3 separate regions of the Homo sapiens genome follow, and regions 2 and 3 are each linked to region 1. Evidence: chromatin contacts called from ENCODE Hi-C or POLR2A ChIA-PET data. All regions are on one chromosome and are shown on one strand. Each heading gives the region's core, a stretch centred on a gene start or an enhancer-like site at or near the end of the contact. The rest is flanking DNA. Distances are from core to core; before and after follow the strand shown.

Region 1 (4,162 bases), core at 767-3,266:
ATTCCTTAATATCTGGCCATACACAGTGGCTCACACCTGTAATCCCAGCACTTTGGGAGGGTGAGGCGGGTGGATCACCTGAGGTCAGGAGTTCAAGACCAGCCTGGTCAACATGGTGAAACCTGTCTCTACTAAAAATACAAAAATTAGCCCGGCGTGGTGGTGTGTACCCATAGTCCCAGCAACTCGGGAGGCTGACACAGGAGAATTGCTTGAACCTGGGAGGCAGTAGTTGCAGCAGTGAGCCAACATCGCACCACTGCACTCCAGCCTGGGAGGCAGAGCAAGACTCTGTCTCAAAAAAAATAAAAAATAAAAAAAGAAATTCCTTAATATCTAAGCTCTCCCAAAAAGGTGAATAAAATATAGCTTGACTATACATTTGCAGACAGAATAGTCTGTGGATTACGTTAGATACTCAAAGGGATCCATGGCCCCATAAGTTTAATAGTCACTGATCTTCAGCATACAAAATTATTCACACTTAAAAGAAATCAATAGCCTCTAATACCTAATACATTGCCCTCAATCATTTCAAAGACCATACAATTCATTTCTTCAACACATAGATAAATGTGTTTTGTGAAGTGTAAACTAAAGCTCAAATAACTAGCTATTGCTAGTTCCCTATCATCAGCCCCAAAATCCAATGATTCCCCCAATGCCTACTGAATAAATTTCTTATGCATGAGCTTGTGTTCCACGCAAAGCAACTAGCACCAGAGACAAGGAAGAACAGGCAATTGGGCCCTATATTTAGGGGGAACATCTCTTCTCAGCTTGCCTGGAGCAGTCCTACTGTCCTGGTGTAACTATTAATAATGCCTTTCAGTTTCAAAATTGTCCCAGTTTGTACATTATATTGTCACCCTATTAATAAACCACATTGAATAATTGGTTCATTATCCTGAGAGTAATGGGATAAAGTGTTTTAAACAGAGGAGTGACAACATCAGATTTAAATTTGAGAAAGATCACTGAGGCTGCAGTGAAAGTGATGGATTGGAGAAAAGCAAGTCAAGTGGCGGCGACCAGTTGGGAAACCGTGGCCATAGCTTTGCTAGAGACAACAGGGTGTCCTGGATTGGGGTGGTAGCAGTAGAGATGAGAGGAGGCCTATTGTCTTAGTGATAGATGAATATAATCAGTGTTGGGGTGCGTGGGGAGGCTTAAAAATGACTCCAGGTGTCCGGCTTGGGCAACTGGTGGGTTGGTGTCACTATTCACTGAAACGGAAGACATGAGAGAAGGTTTGGCGGGAAGAAAATGAGTCGAGTTTTAAGTGAATCCAGCAGTCTACAGTAGAGACGTTTGGGGCCCTTCATTCAAGGAATAATGCTTGCTAGGCGCTGTATTAAGTCCTGGGAATGCATGATACCGGCTCTCATGAGAGTATCGGGGTTGGGAGAAAGGTGTGTAGATCACGCATGCCAATTAGTACAACAAAGAAGTAGATAGGCAGAGACTGAAAATTTTTACATAAAACTTAGAATTGTAATTAAAGAAAATGAAAATTAAAAGGAAAAAAATTTAACACAACAAAGAAGTAGAAGTAGTTCTGGGCGCATATTACAGGGAGGCCAGGCCTCGTCTTGGTCTGGGACCATTTCCCTGAGGAAACGCCATCCGAGATGAGCCTCTTGCGACCACCCCCGACCTAATCTACCGGTCGGCGCCCTCGGCGCACTTCTGCCCGCCCCCGCCCCTTGCCGGGCCCCACCCCTGCAGACCTGCTTGCCGTCCCGCCGGTGCTTCACAAGCGTCACCTCTCCATAGCTCCCCTTGCCCACGACCCGCAGGTAGCAGTAGGCGGCCAGGGGCATGTTCCCAGCGCTGGCCCAGAGTCGGGATGCGGCGGCAGCGGCGGGTAGGGCAGCGGGCGGCAACAAGAAGCTCGGTTCATGCCCGAGAGGGGGCAGTGGGGGCGGCTGTTGAGGCAGCCGGGCCCGGGCGGGATTGCTGGGGCCCGGCCCGCGACGACGCCGCTGCCATAGCGATCCGGGCCGGGAGCAGTTCTGCGCATGCTCCTGCGTCCCCAAAGGACGGCCATAGAGCGGACGCCACGAGCGGCCAGAGAGGTTCCGCAGCCCCGGGAGGACCCGCCATAGAGCAGAGGCTCCAGGAGGCCAGAGCGACTCCGCCAGGCTCCGCGCACTTTCTGTGCGTCCGTTCCACCGTCCGGATCCCCGCCACAACAGAGTCAGGGAAAGCTTCCTCTTTTTGTGCACTTGTTTGTCCTAAGGCCGTTACAAGTATTGTTCGTTCATTCTGCAAATATTTGTTGACCGCCTATGTGCCAGGCCAACAAAGTCCCTGCCCTCCTGGAGCTCATGTTCTAATGACTGGGTGACAGACTCTCTACCAGTAACATTTGCTGTATCCGCTTTATCACATGCCGTCTCTGCATCCAGCAATCCATCCTATTTTTTGATACATTCAAAGTAAATTATCAGTACCTTTCATCCCTAAAAACTCGCCTGCTAATTGAGAACTACAAAGACTCCTCAGCATTTAACGACTACCCTAACCACTGCACTAAGAGACTTGACTAAACTCTAACATGGCATCATGCTAAGTTAACAGCCTAAGGGCGGATCTCTAGGTGGGCCTAGGCCCCTTTAAAATGCCTGCCCAAGAAAGCTCAGGGGTGCCAAAAGAATTCACCATTTGTTCCAGCCAAAGCCTCCCTTTCCCAGAGCGCTTCCTTTTTTTCCTTTTTTTTTTTTTTTTTTTTTTTTGAGACAGGGTCTCGCCCTGCCACCCAGCTTGGAGTGCAGTGGTGCAATGGTGCTCACTGCTGCCTAGACTTCCTGGGCTCAAGCCATCCTCCCAACTACAGGCACACACGTCCATGCCTGGCTAATCCTATTTTATTTTTTTTCAGAGACAGGGTGTCACTATGTTCCCCAGACCGGTCTTGAACTCCTCGGCTCAAGCAATTCACCCACGTTGGCCTCCCAAAATGCCGTTATTACAGGTGTGCGCCATCGTGCCTGGCCTCTTTCCTTTTTATGGCCAAATAATATTCCATTATATGTATACACCACAATTTGTTTATCCATTCATGCAGTCATGGACACGGATAGCTTCCATCTTTTGGCTATTGTGAATAATTCGGCTATGAACATGGGTGTACGAATATCTGTTTGAGTCCCTGCTTTCTTTTTAATTCATTTGGGTATACACTCAGAAGTGAAATTGCTGGATCATATGCTAATTCTAGTTTAATGTATTGAGAAACCACCACACCATTTTTTACAGCAAGCTGAACCATTTTACATTCCCATTAGCAATCCACAGGGGTTCAAATTTCTCCTCATCCTTGATATATATCTTGATAGGAGATTTGGGTGTATGAATTTGTCAAAATTATCTAATGGTACATTTAGTATTTGCACATTTTACTCAAAGCAATTTCATCTTCACTAGAAAACCAAACAAAAAGAACCATAAATAAAGATTGAACTCTAGTTAATGATATTATTAAAGATAAACAAAGCCAGGCATTAAAATGATGAAAATAGATTTTATTCAGTAACTACTGACAGTAGGGGAAGCAGCTGAACTCCATTCCATTTGCGCAGGGGTGATTGGGCATTCCAAAGGAAGAATAAGGGAGTAGGCAGGGGAGCATGCAGGGGCTCACTTAGAGTCTGGGAAGTGAAAAATTAAAAGGAGTGCTTAGCGTAAATGTGATTAGGCCAACTGTGTCTGCTAGCTGGCAATTAGGGAAGTTAGGATTCTATTCTCCCACATAGACTGGGAGACATGAGCCCTACCTTTATGATGATTACATTCCAAAGGAATGGATTTCAGGTCCTTGAGAAAGACATTCCTAGGTTGTAGGAAATACATAGGTATATATCTCAGAGGGACAGAGGAAGGATTTGTAATTGTAGCTTTTTAAAGTTAGTGCTCTAGAGGCCACACACTATGACTCACACCTAATCCCAGCACTTTGAGAGGCCAAGGTGGGAGGATCACTTGAGACCAGCCTACGAAACACAGTGAGACCCCCTTCTCTACAAAAAATTTTTAAAATTAGCTGGGTGTGGTGGCGCATGCCTGTAGTCCCAGCTACCTGGGAGGCTGAGGTGGGAGAATCAGTTGAGCCTCGGAGGTTGAGGCTGCAGTGAGCCATGATCCTGCCACTGCACTCCAG
Region 2 (4,403 bases), core at 542-3,041, 490 kb after region 1:
AGCAGGTCCAACAGTACCAAATAAGCAATACAAGGCCTGCAGAGCTACCGTGTGCCAGGCTGGTGAAAGGGGAGCTGAGAGTAAGCCAGGTCCCTGCCCAGGCAGGGGATACCCCACATAAGTGGTAAGACTGACACAAACCCAGGAGAGCTAACAGGTCCAAAGTGTGCAAGGCAGTGGGTGGGGGAAGGGCTTTGAAAGACATCTAATCCCTTCTGAGAACAGGGTGTCTTAGAGGCACAAAGGGTGAATGCGTATCCACCCAGAAAGGTGAACAGATTTACTTCTTAATAATATATCCTGAATGAAATTGGCCAGAAGCCAGAATCTTGTCTGTCTGAAACAGAGCTTGTTTGGGAAGGTCCCGAGAAATCATCCATCACGCAGCCCTCACAACCCTGTCATGAGCCCGGAGCACTGCTGGCACTGTGGCCTCAAAGCAGCCTCCAAGTAGAGCACTGGAGTCCTTGAAACCACCCAGCGTGGTTAAGTGCCATTACTGTCCCCGCTTTACAGAGCGGGAAGCAGGCTCTGAAGTAATTCACTGACTGACCCCCTCACCCACCCCACTGGACACCTCCAGCTGCATGCACGGTGGCCCTCATTAATTATCCCTGTCTCCGCTACAGAGGAGGCTCCTTGGGTGTCCACCTTCTGGGCCAAAAGGGCTGGCCAGGGAAGGATCTTGGGGCCTAGGCACGCCAGCTCCTGCCTGGGAGATACAGCACCTGGTGGCTGGCCCTGCCCCAGGACGTCACTCCCGGCGCTAGGGCCCTGGAACTCCGTCCTTCCGGCGCTCAGCCTTCTCAGTCTCCTTGCCCTCCGCCTCCTCCCGCCCCAGGTCAAATCTTAGACCTCCTTTTCACAATGGATCCCAGGGTTCTGCACCCACGTGCCACCGCCCTCCTCCCCTCTTCCCCCAATCAGCCCCGCCGCTGCCTGGCGTCTCAGCAGCCCCCTGCTCCAAACTCGGACCCAACCCAGGGGTGGCAGGAGACAGGGGTAGGGGAGCGTAGTCTGAGGTGGGGAGAAGGCCGGGCCCCCGAGTCTCCTGCAAGAGGAATTAAAAACAGGGTCTCTAGAGTCGGACTGCTGGGGCTCAAATCAGATCTCCCTGTGTGTAACTTTGGGTAGCTGACTAACTCGGAGCCTCCGTTTCCCCATCTGGAAGGGGGAACACTCCCGGCGGCGCCCACACAGCCAGGTGGTGGAGAGGGTTAAGAGGGCCGCGTTCTGTAGAACAGCAGTAATGGTGGCCTTCCCGGCATCACCCTAGAGGGTACTTGGCGAGTCGCGAGCCCATCCCCCGCGCCACCATGCAGCTGCGCGGCCGGCGATCCGCGTGGGGAAGAGCCGGCCTGAGGCGCACGGAGGACCAGAGGCCCACGCGGCCGAGCCCGGGCGTAGGGCGAGTGTGCGGCGCAGCGGAAGCCGCCTGCAGCCCGGGGCCCTGCGAGGCGCGCGTCTCCGCCCTCCGACGGCGCCCGGGCCACCTTCCTCGTCTAGGCATCTCGCAGCGCGACCCAGAGCCCGCGGCGACTCTGGCCGCCGCAGACGCCCCCCGCCCCGCCCGAGCCGCGTCCCCGGCCGGCGCCGCGCACTCACCCAGAGCCCGCCGCAGTGGTGGCCTGGATGGAGCTGATACGTAGGCGGTTGGCCGTGTCCTTCAAGGCCTGCAGCTTCTGCTGGTCAGGCTTGTGGTAGCTCTCCATGGTGCGGCAGGCGGGGACCGGGCGCACACGCGGACACACAGAGATAGCGGCTGCTCCCGCGGCGACAGGCGGCTGCCGAGGCCGGGCGCGGGGCGGGGGCGCGTTAAGTCGCCGGGCGGGGCGGGGCGGGGATGGGAGAGGCGGGGCAGGGGGAGGAGGCGGGGCTCGGATCACCCCAGGCCTTCAGCCCCGCCCCGCCTGGGGCCGCCTCCTGCCCGCTCCCCTCCCCTAGGCGCTGGGCCGCTGCGGACTGCGAGGTTAGCAGTTAACCACACACACCAATAATAATAACATAACGAACAACTCAGGATTCGAGTCTGGGCTCCTGACTCGAAAGCCTCTCAGTCTCCCTCCTCCACACAGTCCTCCGTGGACTTGTCACGGCGAATCCCATTTTAGAGATGGACAAACTGAGGCTTGGCAAGGGCAATCAAGGTCACAAGGCTGGTGGGTGCCAGGCTTGGCCCCAGCCGACCAACCCCAGGCCCAAGAGACTGCAGGACTTAATTTTGAGACTGAGTTTCGCTGTTGTTGCCCAGGCTGGAGTGCAATGGCATGATCTTGGCTCACCACAACCTCCGCCTCCTGAGTTCAAGCAATTCTCCTGCCTCAGCCTCCCTAGTAGCTGGGATTACAAGCATGCGCCACCACACCTAGCTAATTTTGTATTTTTAGTAGAGACGGGGTTTCTCCATGTTGGTCAGGCTGATCTTGAACTCCCGACCTCAGGTGATCCGCCTCGGCCTCCCAAAGTGCTGGGGTTACAGGGGTGAGCCACCGCACCAGGCCCTATTTCTTTTTTCTAATAATTAAAAAACTTGTTTTTTCTTTGAGACGGGGTCACCCATGGTCACCCAGGCTGGAATGCAGTGGAGTGATTACAGCTGCCTGAAGCCTCAGCCTCCTGGGCTCAAGTGATCCTTCTGCCTCAGCCTCAAAAGTAGCTGGGACCATAGGTACACACTACCACGCCCGGCTAATTTTTGTATGTTTTGTAGAGATGGGGTTTTGCCACTTTACCCAGGCAGGTCTTGAACTCCTAGGCTCAAGCCATCTGCCCTCCTCTGCCTCCCAAAGTGCCGGATTATAGGTATGAGCCACCATGCCCAGCCACTCAGGGCTTTAGAGCCCTGCACAGGGGATGGGGATTATTGAAAATGAGAATAGGATAGTGGTAGCCATGACAATGCCAGGTGATGATAACTGAGAAATTACTAGGGGAAGATCCTTTACAAATTATTAGGGCCTAGAAACACTACTGACTTTTAGGGAGATTATTGGGTTTGCTTCCAGGTCTGTAGGGACAGGGGCACCCACCACTACTGTTATCAGACCCCATGGTTCCCAGAGGTATGAAGCTCCCCAGAGTGGGATTAGGGAGGGGACTTTCATCACAGACACTGTTTCATTCAATCTGCCCACCACACTTGGCCAGTGAGGTACATACTGCCTACAATGCCTATTTTACAGAGGAAGAAGCTCCATTTGACAGAGGAAAGATAAAGGCAAGACCCTCAAACGGATGGCTGGGCAGGGAGCTAAAACCCTGAGAGATCCAAGAGGCACCAGTGGCCGCCCTGTGTCCTCTGTGTCCTCCCTGCATTGCCCATACTCAGAGAGCTCTGGCTCATGAGGCGATTGACTGAATTTGAGTGAGTCCCCCAGCTCGCCTCCAGGTGCTCCTCTGCTGGCCTGACCCCCAGATGCCCAATCAGACCCTAAGTATGGCATCCCATAGCACCTGGCTCCTGCTGGCCCAGCCCGCAGAGGCTGGCCCTATGGTGTCTGGCTGGTGAGGGCTATGGGCTAGGATTGGAGGGGGGCCCCACAGTGTGCCACCCTCAGATGCCTGGCAGGTGCCACCTCTGCCCTCAAGCTGCTCACTGTCTGGAAAAAGGGCAAACCCTTGAAACCCTTTGAAAGCTCTGTGCCTTCCAACTCTGTGGCCCTTAGAGCAGTGGCTCCCTAAGGGAGTGGACTCCATTTCCCCATCTGCCTAATGGGACTCATCCTTATCACTCTGGTCTCTGACAATGGCACAGAACTCACCATGGCTCTGGGGACCTAGGAGTAATGGAAAGAAAATTGTCCCCTCCCCACCACCTGGAGCTCCAGGGACCTCAGGGAGGCTCTCTCTCCTCCTGGTGTTCCACATGAATGGGGCCTGTGATACTATGATATGCATATACAGGCCCCTGGCTTAGAACTGCCCCCAACCCTTGTTATACCACTGGGGTGCTTTAGACCTCAGGAGCAGACCCCAGAAACAGAGTCTCTCAGGCCTTCTCCTACCTTCCTTTCACCTGCTCCTTTCTCTCCCCATGGCAGGATCTTCTCCTGCCGGTCTGTCTTGGAGCTGGCCATAAGTAAGTTCTCTCACCTACCTCGTGTAATTGTAGGTCATTAGACCCCCATGAGAAGGGGTTCTGTCCCATACCCATGAGGAGGGAAGACCAGAGTGGGTGCAGAGTGATAAGGATGAGTCCCGTTAGGCAGATGGGGAAATTGAGGCCACTCCCTTAGGGAGCCACTGTCCTAAGGGCCACAGAGTTGGATGGCACAGAGTTTTCAAAAGGTTTCAAGAGTCTGCCCTTTTACCAGACAGTGAGCTTCACAGAGAGGTCAAGAAGAGTCAGGACACACAGGTCTTGCGGGGTTTCCCCACTCAGTCAGTTAGTATTAGATCATATA
Region 3 (3,942 bases), core at 1,342-3,841, 490 kb before region 1:
ACTTTGTTAGTTTCTAATTATGTAAAAATGCTACGAGTAAATAAACTGCCTTATGTCACAAAACTAGCATTTTACTTTTAACAAGACAGGATTTGGCCAGGCACAGCAGCTCATGCCTATAATCCTAGCACTTTGGAAGGCCAAGGCGGGTGGATCACTTGAGGTCAGGAGTTCAAGACCAGTCTGGTCAACATGGTGAAACCCCATCTCTACTAAAAATACAAAAGTTAGGGTATGGTGGCAGGCGCCTGTAATCCCAGCTATTTGTGAGGGTGAGGCAGGAGAATCGCTTGAACCCGGGAGGCAGAGGTTGCAGTGAGCCAAGATCGCGCCACTACACTCCAGCCTGGGCGACGGAGAGAGACTCCGTCCCCCACCCGAAAAAAAAAAACAAAAAAAAGAAAGACAGGACTTCATGTCAAGGTCATCCTTCCCAAATCAAAATTACGCCAAATTTGGGGACAAACTGCAAAGAAATGCTATAACAACCTTCATTTCCTTTAAATGAGGATATACATCTCCACCCTCAGGTTCTGGGAAGAGGTTCTAATCTGTGCATAAGCACTATACATTTCATGCAAGCCAGCTTCAAATTACTCCTCCAGGACCCCACAATGCTGACCCTACTACCACACCTTTAAATGTTACTTCGTCTTCTAAACTGATTCAAGTGACCAGACCAGGACAGAAATCCATCTACTCAATGAGTAACACTGACTCAAATAACTATTTGTCCAGCTAACAATTCCCTCTTCCTTAAGACCACCACTGCAGACCACTCTGCCACAAACTGCAGGCAGATCCAGAGCCGGTTACATAATACTTTCTCACAGCCCCAGTGGGGAAAAAAACTGGGGGGATACCATTATAGCTCAGTCCAAACTAGCATTACTTCAGATAATCAAATTCACAAATGAAGAGATATGTTCCAAAAGAAGGACACCAGTCTAAAAAAAAAAAAAGGAAAAAGGAACAGCTGGAGAAGGTGGAGAAAAACCCAAGATCTCAAATAATAATAATAATAATAATAATAATAATAATAATATCTGTTACTAGGTGACAAAATCAAGTCTGAAAAAACCAGGGTCCACCGAATTAAACCAAACATCAGCAAGCCTTCTTGGGGAAGGTGGCTAAGGGTAAAACGAATTTAATCTAAACTAGTTTTTGGCTCCAAGGAGCTGCAAGTCCACAGGCGTGCGGTGAGGAGGGCTGACAAGGACCCCCAGGGAAAAAGGCAAAGTGCTGTGCTTAGATTTTGCGAAAAGATGCAGGTATGGTGGGTCTCCAGATGACTTGTGGCAACATAAAAGTTTCATGATCAGAATTGGAATTCAAAGTGGACCAAAAAGTGTAATAGAAAAAAAAAAGTATGAAAGGAAACCTGAAATTGTTCTACGATGCTTGCTTTGTTTTAACGGAAGCTCACATTCAGGTCAGGATGGGACGACCAAGTTCGTTTGTGTGTGGCAAAAAGGAAGTTTTAGATGTTGCTGAAAAGTTCACTTATGAACGTGGGCACCAAGTCTGAATGAGTAAGAGAAAGGCTAGGAGCAGGAAGAAAAAGCAAGGGGGCTCAAAGGGGCACAACAAATAAATCCTGACAGCTAAGAAGTGCAACCCACGCGGTCTGACGGCAGAAAGGCCGCGGGAAGCTGAGGGGCAGGGGATGGGCGGAGTGCCAGGGCGGAATCGAGGTCACAGTGGAGAGAGCACAAGAGAGAGCTGACGCTGCCGAAGGAGGCAGAAAAGCAGCCCCTGCAGTCCTGCGTCGAGGCCGGAGCAGACCAGCACCTTTGACAGCCTGAGGAGCTGAAAACGCTACCTGGTGGGCCCAGGGTGGGCGGACCGGGCGTTTAAAGGTCAAGGTCAAGGTGGGGTTTGGCAAGTGATGCATAGCGCTCAAAGGAGACCGAAGACATACAAATAATATTATAAAATTATGACTATCGTTATCTTTTTTTTTTAAGAAGAAAAAAATAAAAGGTCTCCTGGACGGCTGCGGGGTGGAGGCGGCCCTGGCAGGAACGCGTGCAAAATAGGCTGGGGGCTGAAGTCGGGACGGAGGGCAGGCCGAGGGACCTGTGCTGGGCCACCGGAGGGAGGCACTGAGACTCGGGCCCAGGGCCTCCGCCGCACTCACTTGCCCTCCTGGCAGTCATAGAGCACGATGGAGTCGTCGTCGCTACTCGAGATGACCGTCTCGCCGTTGGGGCTGAAATCGAAGCAGTTAATCTTGTCCGAGTTTTCGCGGAACACCTTAGCGACGCGGAAGCTCCGCAACACGCTGTCGGTCAGCTTCATGGCGGCGGCTGGGGAAGGCAGCGGCGGCGCAGGGCCGGGGCGGGGCCCGGCGGCGAGCGGGCGGGCTGCCGAGGGGCCAACCCAGGCGGGGCGGGCGCCGCGCCGGCGGCTAGCGGGAAGTCGGCCAACAGTTGGGCCGCCTCCTCCTCTTCTTCCTGCTTGGTCGAGGGTCTTCTGCCTGGACTGTGGAGCCTCGCCGACCGTTCGTCCTCACAGCCACCTCACGGACAACCGGCGCGTCGCCGGCTCATTGTGTCCGCCATTTTGGGGCGACAGGCAGAAGCTGAGGGCGAGGAGCCTCAGCCGCGGCGCACGCCGGGAAAGGGGGCGGGGCGGGAACGGCGGAGCAAGGCGGGGAGGCGGGGTGGTGACGTCAGCGCGGCCGCGGCGGAGTGTAGTGGCGGGGCGGGCTGCTGGCAGGGAGCGGCCGAGACGTGCAGGGCCTTCCCGGGGGATCGGAAGGTTGCGGATGCCTTGGGAGCCGGGGGCCCTTGCGCGGGATTGCAACCCCCGCGAAGACTCTGGCGCCTCCTGCAGGCGTCCCGATCGCAGGCTGCGTGGGAGGGGGTACTGCAGGGTCGGGTATGCTGCTGGAGGCCGGTTTTGGGGGTGACTCAGGTGAGCCGCTCGCAGGCAAGCTTGACCGCTAGTCCACCGCAGCGTCCGCTTAGACAGCTTCGACCTCTTTACTTTTTTTTTTTTTTTTGGAGATGGAGTCTCTCGCTCAGGCGCGCGCCACCACGCCCAGCTAATTTTGTATTTTTGGTAGAGACGGGGGTTCACCATGTTGGCCAGGCTGGTCTCGAACTCCTGACCTCACCCGCACCCGGCCTCGTTTTCTTAATCGAGGTAGACTTTAGGTACAGTAAAAATCAGCCTTTTTAGGCCGGGCGCGGTGGCTCACGCCTTTAAACCCACCACTTTGGGAGGCCGAGGCGGGATGATCGCTTGAGCTCAGGAGTTGAGACCAGCCTGGCCAACATGACAAAACCCCACCTCTACTAAAATACAAAAAATTAGCCGGGCATGATGGCGCGGCTGAGGCACGAGAATTGAGAAAGGCGGAGGCTGCAGTGCGCCGAAATCGTGCCACTGCATTCCAGGCTGGGCGACAGAGCAGACGGTTTCCCCCCAAAAATTAGCCTTTTTAGTGGCTAGTTTTATGTTCTGACACCCATACACAGTCATGCAGTCACCACCACATTCAAGATTTGGAAGAGTTGCACTATCCTGTTTGTAGTCAACAGGATTATTTTAAAGGTTCTATCATATAAGTGATTATTTGCCTTAAAAGAAAGTTTATCTCTAACAAAGGAAAGCAGTATTTGAACAGAAAATAGGAACCAAGCTTCCTAACCTTAACTTTCTGGGCAAGGGGTTAAACTCAATGCCAACCTATGTGGCTTCACAGATCTGTATCTTGTGTGAAGCTCCTCAAAAGGTTAATTGCCTGGGGTTTCCAACAATGAAGATGGGGATTATTTATTTTTGCTTTCTTTAGCTAAAGAGAAACAAAAACGAGGAAAGGCTGTGAGACATTTCAGTCGCTATTAGGAAGGTTATTATCCAGAGACCTGTGCAATGGTAAAAAACAAAATGGAAACCCTGGGACAGTTGGGGTCTTTCTAGAAAGAACTA

Evidence for each region. A loop is a pair of places that touch in the nucleus more often than their neighbours do. ChIA-PET counts read pairs that join two places held with the same protein, here RNA polymerase II (POLR2A). Pooled maps may share reads with other maps.
Region 2: a loop to region 1 is called in a pooled map, with 11 times the contacts of the local background. The contact joins the promoter of TKT here to the promoter of NEK4 in region 1. A Hi-C loop is called at or near these places in 1 of 37 single-sample maps with no recorded cell type and 8 of 50 pooled maps. POLR2A ChIA-PET finds 5 or more read pairs at or near these places in 3 of 52 experiments (CD8-positive, alpha-beta T cell, naive thymus-derived CD4-positive, alpha-beta T cell and naive thymus-derived CD8-positive, alpha-beta T cell).
Region 3: a pooled map shows a loop between it and region 1 (7-fold over the local background). The contact joins the promoter of WDR82 here to the promoter of NEK4 in region 1. A Hi-C loop is called at or near these places in 6 of 50 pooled maps. POLR2A ChIA-PET finds 5 or more read pairs at or near these places in 4 of 52 experiments (MCF 10A, WTC11 and activated CD8-positive, alpha-beta T cell).

What each region holds. Positions count from the first base shown.
Region 1 is chr3:52,768,924-52,773,085 of GRCh38, forward strand. NEK4 (NIMA related kinase 4) reads right to left here and starts at 2,017. Exons shown (of 16, transcript NM_003157.6): 1 at 1,731-2,017. The coding sequence starts at 1,823. RefSeq lists enhancers at 1,794-2,311, 2,099-2,148 and a silencer at 1,829-1,938.
Region 2 is chr3:53,254,231-53,258,633 of GRCh38, forward strand. TKT (transketolase) reads right to left here and starts at 1,792. Exons shown (of 14, transcript NM_001064.4): 1 at 1,606-1,792. The coding sequence starts at 1,712. RefSeq lists silencers at 1,389-2,078, 4,343-4,403 and an enhancer at 4,343-4,403.
Region 3 is chr3:52,276,058-52,279,999 of GRCh38, forward strand. WDR82 (WD repeat domain 82) reads right to left here and starts at 2,592. Exons shown (of 9, transcript NM_025222.4): 1 at 2,144-2,592. The coding sequence starts at 2,304. RefSeq lists enhancers at 1,319-1,951, 1,455-1,504, 1,525-1,604, 2,015-2,114, 2,584-3,215 and silencers at 2,305-2,384, 2,565-2,854.